2 separate regions of the Mus musculus genome follow, and region 1 is linked to region 2. Evidence: chromatin loops called from intact Hi-C (ENCODE). Cell type or tissue: heart. All regions are shown on one strand. Links, peaks and the distances in the headings refer to the core of each region. The heading gives the core; the rest is flanking DNA. Region 1 holds the start of AY074887 (cDNA sequence AY074887). Region 2 holds the start of Ube2q2 (ubiquitin-conjugating enzyme E2Q family member 2).

Evidence for each region. A loop is a pair of places that touch in the nucleus more often than their neighbours do. Peaks named below come from ENCODE experiments on the same cell type or tissue, not always from the same donor. Only the 100,000 strongest peaks of a DNase experiment are listed, where the experiment ranks them.
Region 1: it touches region 2 in a loop (3-fold over the local background); 1 of 42 quality-filtered maps calls a loop at or near these places.

What each region holds. Positions count from the first base shown.
Region 1 is chr9:54,948,730-54,954,099 of GRCm38, reverse strand. It overlaps Hykk (hydroxylysine kinase 1), which reads right to left. Exons shown (of 5, transcript NM_177351.4): 5 at 4,176-5,370. AY074887 (cDNA sequence AY074887) reads left to right here and starts at 3,146. Exons shown (of 1, transcript NM_145229.2): 1 at 3,146-3,856. The coding sequence starts at 3,261. The coding sequence ends at 3,659. It overlaps Psma4 (proteasome subunit alpha 4), which reads right to left and starts at 3,241. Exons shown (of 9, transcript NM_011966.3): 1 at 3,197-3,241; 2 at 1,992-2,018; 3 at 1,717-1,759; 4 at 1,259-1,421. The coding sequence starts at 1,994. In heart, for the core only: no CTCF peak of the experiment used is centred there; DNase peaks (open chromatin) are centred at 3,339 and 4,459; H3K4me3 peaks cover 1,930 bases; H3K27ac peaks cover 1,607 bases.
Region 2 is chr9:55,146,779-55,152,148 of GRCm38, reverse strand. It overlaps Ube2q2 (ubiquitin-conjugating enzyme E2Q family member 2), which reads right to left and starts at 2,780. Exons shown (of 13, transcript NM_180600.3): 1 at 2,323-2,780. The coding sequence starts at 2,514. In heart, for the core only: a CTCF peak has its summit at 2,791; DNase peaks (open chromatin) are centred at 2,208 and 2,928; H3K4me3 peaks cover 2,798 bases; H3K27ac peaks cover 1,887 bases.

The DNA of each region.
Region 1 (5,370 bases), core at 264-5,263, 200 kb after region 2:
CAGACAGAAGTGGATCCCCTCTTTAATCAGAGAAGCCTCAATTTACAATGGATGCTATAGTGCAGACTCATAGCTTCCCATAACACAGGAAATAAATGAGAGTGTGAGACAGTCCTAAGGATGTCACTCAGACCAACCACTCCCTCTCTAAGGTCTGTGAACGTTGTGGGAAAGGGGCTGCCAACTACTTAAGAGAGGAGACAGAGTAAGGGCAGCAAAGCACGTTCTCTAGATCTGACAAGTGAAGTCACAAGCTTACAACTAGTTTGGGCGCGGACAAGACCAGCCCTGTCAATAATTAGCCAAGAGTAGCTCATAGGACCCTACCCCTTATATAGGATCTATTGGTTACTGGTAGATTCTGGGCAAGACTCACTGTTCTCGGCTATATGTACACACTGCTGAGCCCACCAGACTCCAGCAAGCAGCTCTCACACAGATGGCCCTGGTAATGCCAGTGAATCAAAACAGACAGACATAAATATTTGTGGGGAGAAGGGTGGGAGATGGGAAGGTAAGAATAGGTTGTGAGAGTGGTCAGTGTGCTTGGTAAACACATCCAAAGCTGTAATACATAAACAAATAATTAACTAGGCCCCAGTGCCAAGTCTTCAGCCGGCCTACCACTGATGGCAAAGTCTCTATATAGCACAGCCAGTCTTCCACCAACAACCAAATCCCACAGCCAGCTCCAAGTACTCAAACTGGACAGAATCAGACTGCACCCTGTGGCTGAACTGTGTCAGACCTCCACGAGCCTTGTTCTTTGGTAAAGAGTCAGGATAACTGTACAGAATTCCTGCGTGCCATTCTGAAGGGCATCCTGAGGCCCTGCTTTACACGGTGGCACTGTGTTAGTTTATTTCACTATTTTGTTTCATTTGATTCCCATAACCACTCTGATCCTCAAGAAGTTAGATAATAGGTGTAGCACCTTGTATCCATGGACTTTAGATTTTAAACCAAACCTGTGTGGCCAGAAAATACATACATACTTTTATCACTGCACAGTGCTATTTTGCACCAAGTGTTTATCTTTGCATTTCAAGTGAATTATACACATAATGAACTGAGATATAATGGGCTGCAAGGAGATGTCAAGCAAAATAAAGCAAATACACAGATTTTTACAAGAAAAATAATAAAACTGCTCATTTCAGTTCTATCACTTCACATAGAAGATCCCTCCTTAAATATGCAAATCCTGAGTACGCTGTCAAGTGCAATAGTTCAAGCTCTTCCCCATGATCGCACTTACTCATTAAGTTTATAAATTTTCTCAGAAAAGAAGACTTCATCAAGAAGCTTGTGGATGTTGCGCCTCTCCGCTGCAAGCAAAACTCCATCATTGGCTAAAATCCCCAAACAGGTGCCTGCATGTCCAATGGCTTCCATGGCATACTCCACTTGGTATAAGCGACCTACAAAACAGTGAGACACCACGGTTCCTCTCGCTCTTGCACCACTCATCTGAGAGAAATCAGCAATGACACAGGTAGGCTGGCATCAACAGCCCTGCATTTACTCGCCCACAATGCATGGCGTAATGAACCTGGTGACAAGTTATCTCCAAGAACCAAAGGAATGAAGTCAACTCCAAAATGTGTGTAGCTAAACGTCACACTAGACCCCAACACTAAAAATATACTACTTAAAGCAACAACCACAACAAAATGCCCCAACCTTCTTTGGAGCAGGTTAAATCTTCTAATTTACCTTCTGGAGAAAATATTGTGGTCCTGGAGTCATATCTTCGAGACTGCAAAGGAAAAACAGAGATGATGCCTGTTCACTGACATACGCCAACTTCCGGATGTCCATGCATTGGATACAATGACACCCTGGTGCTGAGTTCAGTGGAAAGAAGACGGAAGACCCCATTCAACTCCCTCTACCCCTTTGGTTTCATTTTCTTCCATGTCAGGCTGTGAGCTTCAAACAAGCCATAATGTTCCCAGGCAAAAGTTAAAGGAAACGTGTCATGAACTCACCATGGTTTCTGAACTTTATGTTGATTCCTGTGAAAAGAAAACAGGATCATTAATAACAAAACCCCCACAATTTTAAGAAGTGTCTTCCACTGTTAATACCACTTGATCCACACCATCACTCAGCTAACATGAACTGCACCACCACTGGGACCTATACAGATGCTGGGCCACCACAATAAAGGTAAACCATGGTGTCCTGAAAAGCTCAGAATCTAGCAGCCAGGTATGACAGACAAAGATTATAAAGCAACATGGAAGAGACATTCAGGGTGGGGAGGGAAAGCAGAATCGACAGCAAGTAAGATTTTAGGAAACCAATACAGATAATGAGAGTAAATTAGAGGTGGGAGAGGCAAAGGTAAGTTGAAAAGCCTCAAGTCAAAGAAAAAGAATTGTGAAGGGGTGAAGGAAGGGCATTCCAAGTAGAGCAGGCTGAGAAAGGTTAACAAAGTGGATAATTCACATGGTCCTAAATTTGGGGGTGTAGGGGTTAGGTGGTAAACCTGGTCCTTATTTCCGTTTCTTCGAAAGACAGCAATGGAAACTCTGCCTTAGTAGAAAAATGGCAGTTCAATTCCTATGTTGCCAAATGGGATATAAGGAAGGCATCGTGGCTGGAAAGCTAAGCAGACATTTGAAGGGTCTGCGCGCCCAGATGTTAGAAAACACCTTTATCTTACTTAAGACCGCTTCACCGACGGGCTGGATTCAAGGACCACGGGAAGTGACATTTTAGAAGAGTCGTCAGGCCTAAGGAGAGTTAACCTGCCAGGAGTCGGTTCCAACATGTAGGAGAAACAGAAAGGTGGCCCTGAGCACAGCAGCCAGGAGGCCACGGCGGGTTTCGGATTCGACTGTGAACACAGCTACCTCCACGCCTGGCGCCGGCGCTACAAGACTTGGACTTTCCCCCGCAGCGCCACTTTCCCGAATTGACTCTCTGGGCCGCAGCCGCCCCCACCCCTCGCACCGGCCCGGAGGGTCTCAGAGCCCAGGCGAGCCGTCAAGGCCCCGCGGGGATACCCGACGGCGGCCGGCGGGGACCAGTCCCTGGCAGGCCGGTCACCGAGGAGGCGGGTGCAAAGTCATCGTGCCCACGGCTCCTCGGTGGCGGCCGCGGGCCTGGGCCGTGGTCTCCACGCAGATGGCCCCCGCCCGGGAGACAGACACCTCGACTCCGCGGCCCCTAAAGGACTGAGCCTCACCAGAGGAAGACGGTGAGGGTGCAGATCAGCGCCTCTTTACTCAGCTGGAGAAGAACCAACCCGGATGGCCAAGCATCCGCGGCGAATATGGCTCCCGCGCGTGCGCAGGACTGCGAGGGGGCGGGGCGGGGCGGGAGGACGCGGAAGTTCTCCCAGTGCTGGGGCGGGCTCAGTCTGCCCACGTGGACTGTGCAGAAGCACAACCTCGGCTTTGGCTGCGGTCTGTATTAGAGGAGGACTGGAGGGAGGAGGGAAGCGTCTATACCGTGGAGAGTGGAACCAGATTCCTCCTACGCTTTGCACTCCACTTTCGTTTTCTCTTCTGTACCATTCTAATGGAGGCCAGAGTAGCAACTGTATAGACAAATCAAATCGTTTACTCTTCCAGTCTTGCCCCTTAACAGTTTTTCCTTTGTTCTTCCTCTTAGCCTCATTTTCTCCTTTCTCAGATCCAACTCTTTAATTGGGATAACTTTTGTTCTAAGTTTAAGACTTCTCTTCGCCGGGCAGTGGTGGTGCACGCCTTTAATCCCTGCACTTGGGAGGCTGAGGCAGGCGGATTTCTGAGTTCGAGGCCAGCATGGTCTACAGAGTGAGTTCCAGGACAGCCAGGGGTACACAGAGAAACCCTGTCTCGGACAAAAGAAAAAAAAAAAAAAAAAAAAAAAAAAAAAAAAAAAAACGAAAAAAAGACTTCTCTTCATCCATTTCTCCTTTCCAATCTTACCTAGTTTTTGTGCCTATGTTGGGGGTTGAAGAGCTAGTGGGTTGACTATGTACAGGGCCTTTGTCTTCTGTGTAGGCAAAACGGTTGGATCTGGGTTTCTTAAAGGGGGAAGCTTAGAAATTTAGTTGCATGTAGACGGGACCTGGCCTGTACTCAGGACCTGGTTTGCCCTGTAAATTCCAAGCCAGCCAGGGATATATAGTGAGACTGTTTTAAAAATGAGAGAGAGAGAGAAAAAAAGACCAAAAGGTAAAATATCCATACAATGCAGCATATATTTAATTTCAAACAGAAATTAGCAATATTTGCAATAGGAATTTAGTGGAGAATCTCTCTTAGCAAGAACAATCAAGAGAAACTTGCAGAGTTCCATTGTATAACAGGATAAACACTGATTTGGAATGAGACCCAAGTTCCAGCCCATTTTTCTGGTCCTGATTGGCCAAGTTAAATAAAAACCTCAAATATGAGTATCCTAAGTGTTTCACATGTGAATGATCTCATGTACTGCCCCCATGTGTGTGGGTGTGGGTGTGGGTGTGTAAAAACAAGGAAGGAAAGGCAGCAGGATGGGATTTTGTAGTGATTAGGAACAGGGGTAACAGCCCAAAGACCTAATTCAAGATCTAAGCCTGAGCTCCCTTCTAAAGCAATAAATCAGCTTTTCAAGGCTCTATTTCTTTATTTAAAAATGGAGATTAATCATCAGAATATCTTTGTGATTCTGTTCTGGATTAAATGAGGTAGTGCATGTAAAATAACATTCAATAATCATTGTAGTATAGTATATTCTACTGAAAAACTAATGAAGCAGGAAAGACAAAACCGCTCCAGATTTGTTAACCTAAAATCCTGATTTGTGAAAGCAGCAGGGCTCGATGGCTGACTGTGAGAAGGGCAAGCAGCGTGCCACACCAATATTTTGAGTGTGCGTAACCTGAAATATGATCCATTATTTAGTAACTATTTATTATGCCTCTACTATGTGCCAGAGTCTATGCTAAGAGGCTGCCATAGCCTCTTAAAAAACCCTCACAATTGACTCTCTAAGTACAAACATTATCTTGCTCTAAAAAAAGAAAAGAAAAGAAACGAGAAAGGAAAAGAAAAGGGAGACATGGAGAAGTTAAAAATAAATTGTATAAGTAAATTCAGAGAAATACCTAGTTTGGGAAGTTTAGACAGGTAGATAGGCAGGCAAACATCAGACAAGAGTTATAGTATCAAAGCCTACTCACATAGACGGATAACTACTAACAAGATGTTTAAATAAATGACTAGGGGTCTAGACCTGAGTCATCTTTAGAAAGCATGTGGTTAAACAAAAGAATGCAGTGAGTGGTCTATGCATGCCTACAGTCCCAGCTACTGGGTTGCATGGGCAGGATTATCATGTGAGTCCAGGATAACCATGCGACAGCTTGATTCCAGTATGGACAACACAGTG
Region 2 (5,370 bases), core at 272-5,271:
GCATTTTCTAATACCACACCACTGTAAAGAACTGGTAGTTCTGAAAGCAGACACCATTTCTCACCTTATCAACATAAGGGTGTGGCTTCCCAGTCTATAAATTGAGTGTCCTATCATGTAGGTCAGTTGTTCCTTTTCTTCCCATACCTCCAAGTTCTACCTGAATAACCCTCCAGCTGTCCAGGCCAGTCTACTTACCATCCTTTTCACTGACTACTACTTTCTGCCTTCCATATTTGGAAAATCTTCACCAGCCTACAAGCCTGGACTTTTCAAGTCTTAGCATTAACTGTCCACTCCTACGAAATCATCCTTCTCAAGAGTCGGTATTTCATCTGGGTGGAGTTTCCTAGGTCTGGAACACCCTCGCTTATGCCAGCCTTCCAAAATTGTACTCACCCATTCAACTACTCAAAGCTTTCTCAGAGGCACACCTTCAGTTCCTGTCTTAGGGCTTCTATTGCTGTGATAAAACATCATGACTGAAAGCAAACTGGGAAAGGGCTTGGGGGATGGGAGAAGAGTAACTTCAGCTTCCAACTCTCAGGTCACACTCCATCACTGAGGTAAGTCAGGGCAAGACTCAAAGCAGGAACTGAAGCAGAAGTCAGGGGGTGAGGACACTTCTTACTTAGGTGGGGTTTTTTTGTTTGTTTGTTTGTTTGTTTTTTGTGAGTTTTTTTGTCTTGTTTTGTTGTTGTTTTCCAAGACAGGGTTTCTCTGTATAGCTCTGGCTGTCCTGGAAATCACTCTGTAGACCAGGCTGGCCTCAGAGACCCTCCCTCTGCCTCTGCCTCTCTGCCTCTCTGCCTCTCTGCCTCCCTCTCTGCCTGCCTCTCTGCCTCCCTCTCTGCCTCTCTGCCTATGCAGTGCTGATTAAAAAGCCCATACCCACCATCACAGAACCAACTACCCAGGGGTAAACCACCACAATTGGCTGAGCCCTTCCTCAATCATTAGTGAAGAAAATGCCCCATAGGCTGGCCTACAGGCCAATCTTGAGGTGTTATTTTTCTCAATTGAGGTTCCCTCTCTTATTACTTGTCAAGTTAACAGAAAACTAGTCAACACAGCTCCCTACGCAAAATTAGATGCTCCCTTTAGATTTCATAACATCAAAGTAGTTGTCGCAGCTATATAAAACGCTCCAAGAAGTCTGAGTTCTCTGTATAGGCACTGGCCTGCCAAGTTCTCAAACACTAGTACCCACAACAGCTTAACAAGATATTCAGAAAGTGAATTCCCTCCTCACTAAAGCACACTGCTGCAGTTTTTTCTTTTGCCAGATATAGCAGTACCTAATAGTACTAACACTATCCACCTTCTCCAATAGAGTTTGATAACTATCATAAAGTTAAGGCCTTTGAAATTCCCACCACACTTGGGGTTATCTATTGGCTGACTTAACAGAAGGAATCTTAGCCATATAAAAACTACCACCTTAACTCCAGTTGTAATAAGGTGTATTTTCTGCACATGAGATCAATTTCACAATGAACAGTCAGCCTCATAATACACTTCGATAGGGGGGGGGGGGAGAGAGTTCACTTACAATCTGATAATTTTACCAACTGAATGTTTCTAAAGAGCATTTCCCTTAAACAGAAAAGTAACTTCCCACGTGTTTCTCCAGCCTTCCAATCCCACTTGATCTTCCCCGGTAATAAACTGCGAAGCATCTCCTTTCCCCTCCTGGTAACGTCCAGGCTTCCGCACAGGGCACAGGTGGGACAGCTTGCACACTCACCACACCACCTGCCGCGTGGAAGGTTCCATGAGCTTTTCCAAAACACGTAAGCGCAAAGCCAGGTCAGGGCTAAACGATGGTTCCACACCATCCCCCGGGGTTGCGTCCTAAACTTTTTCCTTAAATACGTAGGCTTTCAGTGTTCGTTTGTCCTCGGAGACCAAAACACAAACGAGAACTGGTTGAACAAGCAAGGACGTGGGTTTTGGAACCCGATGGGAAAACGAGTAGCTAAAACAGATACTTGAGAGCCTTTCCACCTGAGCGACTGACAGGAGCCCACGGACGAGCCGCGGTCCCCAGAGCAGGCCGGCTGCGGGCGGCCATGGCGACCTCGGGGCCCGACGGGGGCCGCGAGGGGCCAACAGAGCAAAGCCGGCCCGCGCCGTGCTGCGACGCGCCTCCACCTCCTCCCGACCAGGCAGCCCGAGCTCCCGGCCGGGCCCAGGGCCCAGCCGCCAACCGGCCGTGCCCGGGACACCGGGGGTCTCCCGGGCAGGCGCCCTTTGTCCCGGGACTGCGGCGCCCAGGTCCGCCCCCGCCCGGCCCCGAGGGGCTACGACCCGGCGCCTCACCGTGATGTTGCAGTGAAGTGTGAGCGGCGGCGGCGGCGAAAGCGAGCTGCCCGGCGGTGGTGGCGGCGGCGGCACCAGGAACTGGCAGTGCAGCTCGTCCAGCTTCCAGCTGACGATGCGGAATCGCTCGTGGTTCTTGTCGAAGATGGACGCCAGGAACTTCAGCTCGGCCTTGAGCCCTGACACGGACATCTTCCCCTCATCTCCAGCGGGAGGGGTGAGGAAAGGGAGCCGGGGCCGGGAGCCGCCGTCACGGCCGCGACCGCCCCGCGGGGCCGGCCCGGGCCGCGCTCTCGCGGCTCCGCCTCTCCCCGCCGCCGCGACCCGCGTCCGAGCGCGGCTGGAAAATGGCGAGGAGCGCGAGGCCTCGGCGGGCGGGCGTGCGAGCGAGGGAGCGAGCGAGCGTGCGGGAGCCGGGCCGGCTGCTGCCTTTGTAACCGACTCCACCCGCAGGAGGCGGTGGCCCCGCGGCTTAAAAGGGCAACAGCGACGCCGCCCCCACCGCCGCCTGGGAGAGGGCTGCCCCCGCCCCGGCGCGCGCCCGCGAGCTCCGCGCGCGCTCCCGACCGCCCCCTCCTCTCATGACCCAGCCCCTTTCCGCCCCACACCGGGGCTCCGCGCCCAGCACCCGCCGCTCGCCCCGAGGATTTGGGCCGGCGGCACCGCACGAGGATGAACCTGAGCTCCCCTGCGCGCCTCTGCGCTGCACCGGGGCCTCTGGCCAGACACGTGCGCGGCCTATCGCGCCGGCCACGTCGGCTCGGGTAGGAAACGCGCGGGCCCCTGGAGGTTGCTCCTCCGCGTGGTTGTCCACCGGCCACCCACTCACCTGGCCTGGGCGCGGCCGGGATGGGGAGATGAGAGGTGTGCGCCTAGCACCTTCACGTATGTTGCTCTCGCTCCGCGCTGAACCACCCACCACTTTTCTAAGTGTGACTCCCGAAAGGTCCTTCTCTCCAGACTTGTACTCCCTCCTTCGCTCCCATTTGCCGAAGACGATGATAGAGCCTGCCAGCTTCTTCCCATCATCATTTCAATCTTTCACGTAAACATTTATGTGCTCGCGCTAATGTGGATACTCTGCGTCCTGAGTTTCTGCTGGACTTCCCAGAATGGACCATGTTTGTTGAAGTCACATCTCAAATGTGTCAGACTGATCCTTCCTGACCAACTAAGCTAAAGTAACCATGTAGATACCATGTATCCCTTTCCTAGGTTAACTTATTGCTTCTTTCTGTTGTCTCTGCTTAACACTGAAATCTCATTCAGAGAAGCACCCCTAGGATTGAGGGGAGGAAAAGCCTAATGACACCTGTGTCATTTAATAAATTCTTGCTCTTACCTGATTCCCCAGCACTTAACACAATTCTGGAATAACCTAGGTTCGTTCACAAATAACTAGAGGACTACATTTTTCCAGAGGCAAGACCAACTTTCTAGACATGTCACCTATGTAGTACCCAGGGTTCCTAGCTTAGTAAGGCTCCCGGGCCTGGTTTAGTGCCCTGCTGTCACCATCTTGAAATTCTTTTATTATTATTATTGGTTTGTTTTTGAGACAGGGTTTCACTATGTAGCCCTGGCTGTCCTAAAACGCACTCTCTGTAGACCAGTCTGGCCTCGAACTCACAGAGATCGGACTGTCTGCCTTCTGAATGCTGAGGTTAAAGGCCTGCACCACCGCCAGACTAGGAATGCATTCGTTTGTTTTTGGAAATAGGCTCACTATGTAGCAGTGGCTGTCCTTGAACTCACTATGTAGACCAGGATGGCCTTAAACTCACAGAGATCCAGCTGCCTCTGTCTCTTGAGTGCTAGGATTAAAGGCATATACTACTAGGCTTTGAAATTCTTATATTCTGTGAGGGAACCTGCTTTCTCCCTTTACACTGGTCTTGAGGTACCTGATTCTGACCTCCTAAAATTACAACAGAACAACATGGGGAGACATTGTTTGGGGTTTTTGTTGTTGGGGTTTTTTTGGTGTTTGTTTGTTTTGTTTTGTTTTCATTTGTGAGGTACCATGTTATGGTGAGTCTTAGCTTTCAGAAGGGGCCCAGATTCCACTGAGAACCCAAGAAAAGTTGCAACTTATCTTTCCAGAAAAATACTTTCACCAATAAACCTTGTACTTAATGGAGATTTACAGTTGCAGCACCGTATACCTGGGCCTCGAGCTAGAAGTAAGGCACTGCACAGGCGTGACTGCTGCCCTAAGCACAGATGTGACCAGTCATTTCCTTTTTCTGGTCCCTGGTACTCAGGAGCCTAACAGACATAGCTGCTCTAAACAAAGATTGGCAAAAAAAAAAAAAAAAAAAAAAAAAGGGCAGGGGGCATTCTGGTCAGAACTGGGTCTCATGGAACAGGTTTCAGTTGATTATCTCTAAATGCTATAAGATGATAAAAAGCTCCTGTATTGTGATTAATCTTACCTATTATATCTTAGAGATATATACAAGTATTAATCTCACAATTATTCTGTTGAATGGATCAAAGTGGACCAAGCCCTAAGAGGCATAAAGAGATAAGTAGATTATCTGAATTAAAGAAGCTTAATCTATCACATAAAAAAAAAAAAAAGAGCCAAAACAAAACACTGTCTCCTGGTGTACCATGCTGCAAATAACAGGAGAGAGGTTGAAAATAGCGTAAACAATAAAGAAATACATTGCTTCATGTCATGAGATATCCAAAAGCAAACCCATCTCCAGGATTGGTTGGCTTGGTGCTTAATAATGTCATCAAAACCTCAGATTAGTTTGTCAGGCTGAAAGCAAGCACATAGAGATGAAGTATCAGAGACAGGAAGGATACATTAGCTCTTTCTCCTTGCAAGACTTCGGAGCCTTTTCAAGAACCCTGCCAGTACATATCTCTCCTGGCTACAGTCCAGTCAGGGGCCAGGAGATCGATCAAGCTGAGATGTCATGTGTGACTAAATTTTGGAGCCCTGGCATACATGCCAGAAACTATAGTTTCACCTGGTGAGGGTCACTAGTTTTACAATTAGTTTGGCATTACTACACAAAAAGAATGAATCCTGGT